2 separate regions of the Homo sapiens genome follow, and region 2 is linked to region 1. Evidence: read pairs that join two places in POLR2A ChIA-PET (ENCODE). Cell type or tissue: OCI-LY7. All regions are shown on one strand.

The links. ChIA-PET counts read pairs that join two places held together with the same protein. Peaks named below come from ENCODE experiments on the same cell type or tissue, not always from the same donor. Only the 100,000 strongest peaks of a DNase experiment are listed, where the experiment ranks them.
Region 2: POLR2A ChIA-PET joins it to region 1 with 7 read pairs; 2 of 35 experiments call an interaction of 5 or more read pairs at or near these places.

The regions. Positions count from the first base shown.
Region 1 is chr6:107,616,443-107,621,442 of GRCh38, reverse strand. All of the region lies in intron 5 of SOBP (sine oculis binding protein homolog), which reads right to left. Among named protein-coding and RNA genes, the nearest start is that of SOBP, 130 kb to the right of the region's middle. In OCI-LY7, no CTCF peak of the experiment used is centred here; DNase peaks (open chromatin) are centred at 27, 2,552 and 3,282; H3K4me3 peaks cover 3,802 bases; H3K27ac peaks cover 4,667 bases.
Region 2 is chr6:107,426,837-107,431,836 of GRCh38, reverse strand. The region is part of intron 1 of PDSS2 (decaprenyl diphosphate synthase subunit 2); the gene reads left to right. Among named protein-coding and RNA genes, the nearest start is that of PDSS2, 30 kb to the left of the region's middle. In OCI-LY7, no CTCF peak of the experiment used is centred here; no DNase peak of the experiment used is centred here.

The sequences.
Region 1 (5,000 bases):
CCTGTTTGTGGACTGCTGATTTGCCTAGTTCTTTTCTGTCTTTGTTCTGTGAATTTAGCCATCCTGCTGTGCTAACTACCTGGTTGAAAACCAATGCTCAACAAATACTGGATTCTCCACTAAGGATCCCTCTTACAACTCCATCCTCATCAGCGAATCCTGGGTTCGCCCAACTGAATCTCCTCATCCAGGCCAAATGCCTGAACTGTTAAATGGTGTGAACCAAGACAACCCGGGACACAGATAGGTATTCATATATATTTAAACACACCTGTTATTTATATAGCTCCTTTCCTCCAATAAATTCAAGTGGCTCAATAGTACTATCATAATATCACTCACCAGAAATCTGTAAACAGACAAGCAGCCAGATAACATACCTTATTTTAGAGCTAAGTAAATTAAGACTAGCAACAATTACATATCAGTTGTCAGTATTTGGGTAGAAACCCCCATTTCCTAACCTCTGTATGACTAATGACATCATTCTTTGGCCTACTCTGAAGGAGGAAATGAGATGCAGAAGAAAACTGTACTGCCATCTGACCCTTCATACAACTGGACTCTTGGCTCCCGGGTAAGAGGAGAAATGAGCATAACAGAGCTGCCTAATTCAAACAGCCTGCATAACATGCCCTGGATCTGGTGAGACACAGAAAAAAGAAATATGGTGGATGCTCTAAATATGTGAGGGCGGGCCTTTCTTTCAGTGCTTAGTATCTAAGAGTGAAATAAAAGGTGTTACTGGGTATTTCCTGCTGTATCAAGGCATGCCTTTGATACAGATTGGCATGTTCCAAAAGTGGGCAGGAACAGGAGAGGGAACAAAGAGGAGGAGGAAAAGAACTGTGTGCTAACTACTTCTGTATCAGAACAGAGCCCATGAGATGCTGGTGTCTGCTGTGGTCATGGCCCTGCTGTCTCATTGGCTGTAGCTGCCTGGACCCAAAGACACCTGAAGATGTTGGTGTGGGCTCTGCCTAAGAGGGACAGAGCAACTCAATGGACCAATTAGATGTTCTTATTTGGGAAGTTTGGAATCAATATAATGCCAAGAGACTAAATAGTGGTGGAGAGAGTGGTCATAGGAATAAAGCCAGAGGACCACAGAGGAGAGAGGCAATGTGCAGAAACCACAGGGAAGCATAGGTCACAAATTAGAGAGTGGGGAGAAGGGAGCTGGAAGTGGATGGAGTAGAAGCCAAACTGCAGGGAACTGCAAATCTTTAACGGCCTCGTGCTAAATCAGGAAGCAAGGATGCCTGCTCCTTGGGAGCAGTAAGGCAGTCCAGTGGCTCAGTTATTAGCACTGTGGGACCATTCACTGCCAGCACAATTGCTCAGACACCACAGGGATGAGTGGCAATGGCTATTCCCACCTTTCTGATTTCCCTGGGCTTCTTTATGGCAAGCTTCCATAACTTTAGGAAGACCAAAAGTCTCACCCAGCTTGACAGACTTTCTCAGATTTAATCCTTACCATAACCTTCCAGGTATTACCCTCTGCTAAAAAAAATGAGGAAAATCTAGGAAGGGGCAGTGACTTCAAGGTCCCTGCCTAATCCCGTAATACTCCCTCCTGGTGGTTAATGACCCTGTATCTTGCTATGGGTGTGGCGTACCCAGGACAGCCTCAGTCTGGGTGGACCTACTCAAATCCAAGGGCTGGGAGGCCTTGTCTTCTGCTGGTGCAAAAGCATAAAGTTTACACCAGGACATGCCTCTTATAGAAGCCTGCATACACCTGCACTACTATTTCTGAGGGTCTCCATAGAAAGGAAATATGAATACTCTCTCAGGTTCTTGTCTATTCCTAAACCCATTCCAACTGCCCCCCACCCCACCGACCCTACCACTGACCAATATGCCCCAACTCTCTATTTCCTAAAGTATATGCTGAGAAACACTAGATCCACCAATAAATGCTCTGTCCCCCAAAAAGGATCCCATGGCCCAATAAGCTTGGGAAATGTTGCATATTCTATGCTCTTCTTTGGAGGTTCTCAGTGCAGGCTGCCATGCCTGAGCCTCTGAGGAGATCTGCAGAAAAGAAACATACTTAAACTTCATTCATCCAGAGTTTCCCCAGCTTTTCAAAAACAGAACTCTTTTATTTTTAAAGTAGGCTTCTATAGGAAAACACTTTGAAAAATGCTACCTTAATCACTTGGATGCATAAGATGGGGCCAGGAAACCTAAGCCTTATCATGTTTTCTTTAATTAAAGCTTTCTTTTGTGGTACTGGGCCTGGATCTCATGGCACCTTTACACCCCAGAACCCCATCCTGCACATGATAAGGGTTCAGGATGCAATTACCAGTTGTAACTGAACTGCAGGAGAAGGTGAAGGTGATTCCTACACATGGGCCCCTCCGCATGTTAACAGGCTCTGTCCAGAAATCAACGTTACTCGTCCCCTTGTGGCACTTTTCTCAGCCTCAGTGCTCCCCCGCCCCTGCTCACCTCTAATCAGCTTCCTGTGCTCACTGAGGCCTAGACCCTATTACATTTCACCTTGTGGTTTCAGCTTCTGCAGTCACTACAAACTCAATTTCTGTCCTCTCAGTTCTAGTTACCCTACGCAGCCCACAAGCCCGACAGGATGTCATGAATACCAGTACCTATGGCGTGACCTTCCAAACCCCGAGGCTTCACCCAAGAGCATTTTAGGTCACACAGCTGCATTTTCTGCATGACAGATGAATTCCTGAGCATTACATGAGAAAGGGGCCACAACTGAGCAGCCTCTTCACGTGCACTTAAACCAAACAACAACAAATGGCATATCGCTATTTTTTGTATTTATACACAAAGGACTGTCCTTAACTGTCATGCTAAATAAAAACATAAAATCAAGAAAACTACTTCAAACAGCCTTGCTGGCACACTGATTTTGAACTAAATCCCATTGGTCTATGGATGAGGGTTTATTCTAGTCATGTTGATCATTTTATCTCTTCCTTTGGCCATTCTCTGCCACAGGCCTCTGCGCAAATTCAGCCTTATCCAGAGTAAGTGACACATATGTCCTAAAGGGCCAAAGAACTATGGTCTCAAGAGGAGAATGGGTGATCAGCTACCCCTAGACTAAGTAAACTCTTCTAACCAGACAAATACTTCATGGCCTAATAAACCCAAAGGAACTATGAATGCCCTTAATACTATGATTTCTGGAAGGTCACCTAACTTTCCTGAATTGTACCAGTTAGAAGTTATGCAAATTCTTCTCTATTGTCCTGTTCACACTGTACAGTCATTTACCCATTAATTTGACTAAAAAGGGCTGCAACAATTATGTAATAAGAAGGCATACGGGCCGCGCACGGTGGCTCACACCTGTAATCCCAGTATTTTAAGAGGCTGAGGCGGGCGCATCACCTGAGGTCAGGAGTTCAAGACCAGCCTGGCCTATATGGTGAAACCCCATCTCTACTATAAATACAAAAAATTAGCTTGGCTTGGTGGCGGGTGCCTGTAGTCCCAGCTACTTGGGAGGCTGAGGCAAGAGAACTGCTTGAACCCAGGAGGTAGATGTTGCAGTGAGCTGAGATCGTGCCACTGCACTCCAGCCTGTGCGACAGAGAGACTCCGTCTCAGAAAAAAAAAAAAAAAAAAAAAAAAAGGAGTCATACAACAACCCAAGCTGCCCACATCTGTGTTGCCAGGCACTTTAAGAGAGAGCATGGGCTTGGCCCTGGGATGATCAAATCAAGCTGTGGGGTGGGCAGGCTCCCCAGCTAATTGAGCTTCTTTGCTGAACACCAGTGAGATGTGAGAGATGAGTTTGGATTGGAATTCCATTATGGGTTTTCAATAATTAAACATTACATGTTTGGAACCTCATTCTTCTGTATTACTTTTTAAATATTAATCTATTTACATCAGCTGGACTTCCTGCAGCTTGATACGCAGTAAACGGGAGTCACACTGAGAAAGACAACTGTGTTCTTAGCTTAAGACATCTTTGATGATCACCAACAGTAAAGGCGACACAAACCCTCTGTTCAACCCAACCCTGTATAATAATTACCCTGCCTTTTAGAGGGTGGCTGGTTCCACTTTTTTCAGCACACTCACACATTCCTCATGACTACACTGACTTTCCAAATTAGCAAGAATCCAAATTAATCTTATCTCGAGAGTTTTATAATGCCCCTTAAGACCACTGGGGCACGCTGCCCTCTTTAGAAGCGGGGTTAGAAAATGGATGTGGAAGGTATGTGAGGGTTTCCTTGGAGATAACCCCACACTGCAGTGACACTCCAGCATAAAATTCAAAAGCCAGCGCACACATCAAAACCTCATTAAGGGATCACCTGTTTTATACCATGCCTGCATGCTGTTAGGACTTTAGGTGTGCGGGTGAACCCTGCTGCTCTGAAGCCTTCCCTGCCTCCTCCCATTTCATCATGCCTGGCAGACGCTCGAGCAGCAGCCCAGCAACTGCCCGGGAGCCCCTGTCTGCTGCCTGTTCATCCTCTCTCACCACAAACACACGGCACCCTGAGGACACAGAGGCCCTCCCCATGCCTGGATGCAAATGGCACTGCCCAAGAAGACAGCCTGAGGCCAGACTTCAATGGAATAGGGATTCTAGGCCAGGCAAGACAGCCAAGGGCTGTCTAAATCAAAGGACTGGGCCAACCGTCGCTGTGAGTGTCCGCTGCTTCGGAGATTACAGCCCCCACTGTTTCTGCAGTCAAAGTAATCATCAGACCCGAATCCACGCTCGGCCCCTCGCAGAGAGCGCCATAGAACCCTCTCCGATTTGCTTTCAATTTAAGAATTTTATTCCCTTTTAAGACAAAGCGAGCAGTGCAGACCAGCCATATTACAAGGCTATTTTAAAGAGCAAAACACCATTTAACTTAATACAAAAAGATGTAAGATTCAAAGTGGAAAATTACAAGGGAGCTACCCCAGTAATAGAAAAGTCCCCAGCTGTCTACCCTTGTGACCAGAGAGGAAGCTAGATGTACTGAAAGTCCCAAGAAAATCTT
Region 2 (5,000 bases), 190 kb after region 1:
CTCACAGGATTGTAATGAGGATTACATGAGACAACAGATTGTAAAATGTTTAGATTAACTGTTCAATAAATATAGCTACTGTTATTAACTATTATTTGTACTCAGTAATCATTTCTCTGTGATCTTAGGCTAGTCATCTTTTTTTTTCTTTGCCCAAGTTTTCTTGAAAAATAGTTTTAGGAACCCACAAAAATATTATAGATGAAAGTGATTTGAAAGGTATGCTGTACTGTACAAATATAAGGTAGAAGTGCAGTATTATGATTGTTATTAGAAATAATAACGGGTGGCTGGGTGTAGTGGCTCACGCCTGTAATCCCAGCACTTTGAGGGTCCAAAGCAGCAGGTTCGCATGAGCCCAGAGTTCAAGATCAGCCTGGGCAATGTGGCAAGACCTTGTCTCTACTAAAAATACAAAAATTAGCCGGGCATGGTGGCATGCACCTGTAGTCCCAACTCAGGAGGCTGAGGTGGGAGGATAACTTAAGCCTGGGAAGTGGAGGCTGTAGTGAGCCATGATTGCGCTACTGCACTCCAGCCTAGGCAGCAGAGTGAGACCCTGTCTCAAGAAAAAAGGAAAAGAAAAAGGGTGACAGTTAAAGCTATGTGGAATAGTGGGAAGAAGTTAGTTTTAGAAGCTGTGTCTTCCAAAGAGGTCTGGCTTTAGCCCAGACATCAGTCATTTACTACCTGCTATTTGAGCAAGTTAACTACTCAGAACTTCAGTTTTCCCATTGGTGAAAAGGGGAATAATAATACCTATCTTGTTGTGAGGCTCACTGAATGAAAGGCTTAGGTGACAGAACCCAACGTGATTTTCTTTCCTCCTTCCTACCTGGAGAATAGCAAATTTCCTTGGCAAAACTAATCATCCTTTCTGGAGCAAAATATCGATTAATTTTTTTGAATTACAATAAAATAAGATTGACTAATGGGTTAGGAAGATTAGGAAGATGAAGAAATTGCTGGTGCTGGTTAACATGTGGCCCTGAATTAGATTTTAGAACTTTTTTCTTTTTTTTTTTCTGAGACGGAGTTTCTCTCTTGTCTCCCAGGCTGGAGTGCAGTGGTGCAGTCTTGGCTCACCGCAACCTCCGCCTCCCAGGTTCAAGCAATTCTCCAACCTCAGCCTCCTGAGTAGCTGGGATTACAGGCACCCACTACCACGCTTGGCTAATTTTTGTATTTTTAGTAGAGATGGGGTTTCACCATGTGGCCAGGCTGGTCTGGAACTCCTGACCTCAGGTGATCCACTTGCTTTGGCCACCCAAAGTGCTGGGATTACAGATGTGAGCCACCATGCCCGGTCCTTTTTAAATTTTATTTTTATTTTTTTTGAGATAGAATCTTGCTGTGTCACCCAGGCTGGAGTGCAGTGGCACAATCTTGGCCCACTGCAACCTCTACCTCCCGGGTTCGAGTGATTATTGTGCCTCAGCCTTCTGAGTAGCTGAGATTATAGATGCACGCCACCACGCCTGGCTACTTTTTGTATTTTTAGTAGAGACAGGGTGTTGTCGTGTTCGCCAGGCTAGTCTTGACCTCCTGGCTTTGAGTGGTCCACCCACCTTGGCCTCCCAAAGTGTTGGGATTACAGGCGTGAGCCACTGTGCCCGGCCTAGGTTTTAGAACTTTTGAAGTTAAAGTGGTTTAATATACAAAAAAAGAGTGCAAAATATGAATACAATTGGCTACAGTGGATGTGTGAGTTATAAACCCCCACAAAATAGAAAATAGGGAGCTGAAGGTGTCTTAGGTGGGTGAGAATAATATATGTCAAGAGGTCTTGTATATGCTAAGTAATTTTAGCAATGAATAAGGTATTACCCTTGTCAAGAGTAAAGGGGAGACATTTGGGGATGACAGATCTCCCAAAATCTTTCTTTCTGGGTTTGGTGTATATATATATATATATATATATATATATATATATATTTTTTTTTTTTTTTTTTGAGACTAAGTTTTGCTCTTGTTGCCCAGGCTGGAGTGCAATGGCGCGATCTTGGCTCACTGCAACCTCCGCCTCCCGATTTCAAGTGATTCTCCTGCCTCAGCCTCCGAAGTAGCTGGGATTACAGGCATGCACCACCACGCCCAGCTAATTTTGTATTTTTAGTAGAGACAGGGTTTCTCCATGTTGGTCAGGCTGGTCTCAAACTCCCGACCTCAGATGATCTGGCTGCCTTGGCCTCCCAGCGTGCAGAGATTACAGGTGTGAGCCACCGCGCCCACCCTAGGTTTAGTATATTCTTCTTCATGGCCGCTATGTGTTTATGTACCCACTGCTGCTACTGGAACCATACAGGCATTTAGATGTCTCAATAGTTCGAGGCCAAAGAGTGTTTAGATACAGTAGTGTCCAGTCTAGCTTTATGGACTAAAAGCAAGATACCTGCCTCTTTGTATGTCTACCAAACCTTGAAATCTCACTGTATGGGAGTTTGGTAGAGTTTTCTGCAGACAGATAAATTCTGCTCTTGTATGTTGTATTATAGAGTAACTTCTTCAACAAGTTCTTGTGTTCTGTGCATAGAGTTTAGCTTGTGCATGGCTTCTTTCCTCTCTAGTTGCTTATCTTGCCACTCCCCACTTTCCACCCTAAGCTGTAGCCACAGGAAATAAGGCATCTGCATTCACACCTAGTACACTCTGCGTAACCTTTATAGGACTCGATTCAAATGTTAGCTCTTTTGCTAAGCATTCCCTGATTTCTCTAGGTTAAATGTTCATTCCTCAAAGTTTCTGTCTTCTCAGAAAATCAGAAGCTGTGACACCACTGAGTTTGCATTCTCCCAGAGCATGGGAGTGCTGGTGTCAGGTAGTGGCTGCATCCTTTAGACTGGGCATATGTTCTCCATTCCACAATTTGGCGTGCTTCAGTTATAGTTGCTGCTTCATGGATGAACTGGCCTGGACCTCTAATTTAGGTATAAGTGTTCCCATGACTGTGAACTTTTTGAAAGAGATGATTTTCTATTTATTTAATTATGAATGAATGAATGACAGGAATCTTGCTCTGTTGCCCAGGTTGGAGTGCTGTAGCGTAGTCACAGCTCACAACAGCCTCAGACTCCTCAGCTCAAGCAATACTCCCACCTCAGCCTCTGGAGTAGCTGGGACTATAGGTGTACACTACTATACCCAGATAATTAAAAAAAAATTTCTTTTTGTAAAGATGGGGGAGTTTCACTATATTGCCAAGGATGGTCTTGATCTCCTGGCTTCAAGTGATCTTCCTGCCTCAGCTTCCCAAAGTGCTGGGATTACAGGTATGAGCCACTGCGTCTGGTCTGATTTTCTCTTTTATGTTTCTGTTGCCCAGCATATACTTGATACAGAAAGCCTTCAATAAGTACTTATAGAATTGAAGGAATGGAATAAAATTTTGCCTAACCAGAGAGTTTTGCCCTGTCCTGACCTTTGCCTTAGTCACGGCATTCATCTTGTGTATCATTCTTCAAAGCATAGAACATCATGGTTGAAGATAGTGATCAACTTTTTCTAAAAACAGAGCACAAAAGAATACACTTAAATTGTAGCAAGTGCTGATTAAAATTAAGTGGGGAAGCTTTTTGAAGCTATACCACTTGTTAGCAATGGATTACTACAAGATGCTGTTGCATCCTTTTATTTTGAAATCTTCCATGGGATTGACTTGCACCTTAAAGACAGAGTGAAGGACAATATAAAATTCCTTATGAGTCTCTGCAGTGTACTAGTGAGTAATTGGAATAGTTCAGAAAATTTTGACTGTATCTTATATACACTATGAAAATATATTAGTTTTAAACATTATAGATATAGATAGAATTTCAGAACAAATTCTAATCAGCTGGTGCACAACCTCTGTAAAAAATGTGAAATTTGTCAATCCAAAATTTGTTCCTCTCTCAGAAACAGCTGTCTCTAAATAGGGCCTCATATTGTTGGTAAATTCATTATAAATGCTGGAAGCAACTCCAGTTTGATATGGTTGGGATTTGTAGAAATAATGTAGACGTAGGCTATCTACAAACCATTTTTTTTAAAGTAACAATCCAATCTAAATACTCATATGCATTACAAATGAGTGTCATAAACTTAAATTCTGGAACCTCCAAAAATATAAGAAACCTCTGGAAATATAAGAAAGGGCTCATTTAGGATGGAATGACAAACAATAGGGAGAGTTCTCATTTTGGTTTCTGCCCACCTGCTCCCACCCCTTAACCAAAAACCAAAACAAAATATCTGGAATTATTTAGGTAATATAGCTATTCTTAAAAGAATGGATTTCTAATTATAAAACTCTTTGCTGGCACTTAAATGTCCTTTTAGATAGATAGAATTCATGATTGGTAAAAATATGTTTGATTTCATAAAGGCTCTCTCAAATCATGAGTGCAGATTTTGGAAGTATCAGGGACAAGACTCTATTAGTCAATTTTCATGCTGCTGATAAAGACATACCCGAGACTGGGAAGAAAAAAAGATGTAATGGACTTACAGTTCCACATGACTGGGGAGGCCTCATGATCATGGCGTTAGGCAGGGAGGAGCAAGTCACAAAAAATGGTTTGTGGATAGCCTACATGGATGGCAGCAGGCAAAAAGAGATTGTGCAGGTAAACTCCCGTTTTTAAAACATCAGATCTCGTGAGACTCATTCACTGTCACAAGAACAGCACAGGAAAGACCCATCCCCATAATTCAATCACCTCTCATTGGGTTCCTCCCACAACACATGGGAATTATGGGAGCTAGAATTCAAGATGAGATTAGGGTGGAGACACAGCCAAACCATATCATTCCGCCCCTGGTCCCTCCTAAATCTCATGTCCTCACATTTCAAAACCAATTATGCCTTTCCAGCAGTCCCACAAAGTCTTAACTCATTTCAGCATTAACTCAAAAGCCCACAGTCCAGTAACTCATCTTAAGTCACTTCCATCTATGAACCTGTAAAATCAAAAGAAAGTTACTTCCCAGATACAATGGGGGTACAGGCATTGGGTAAGTAC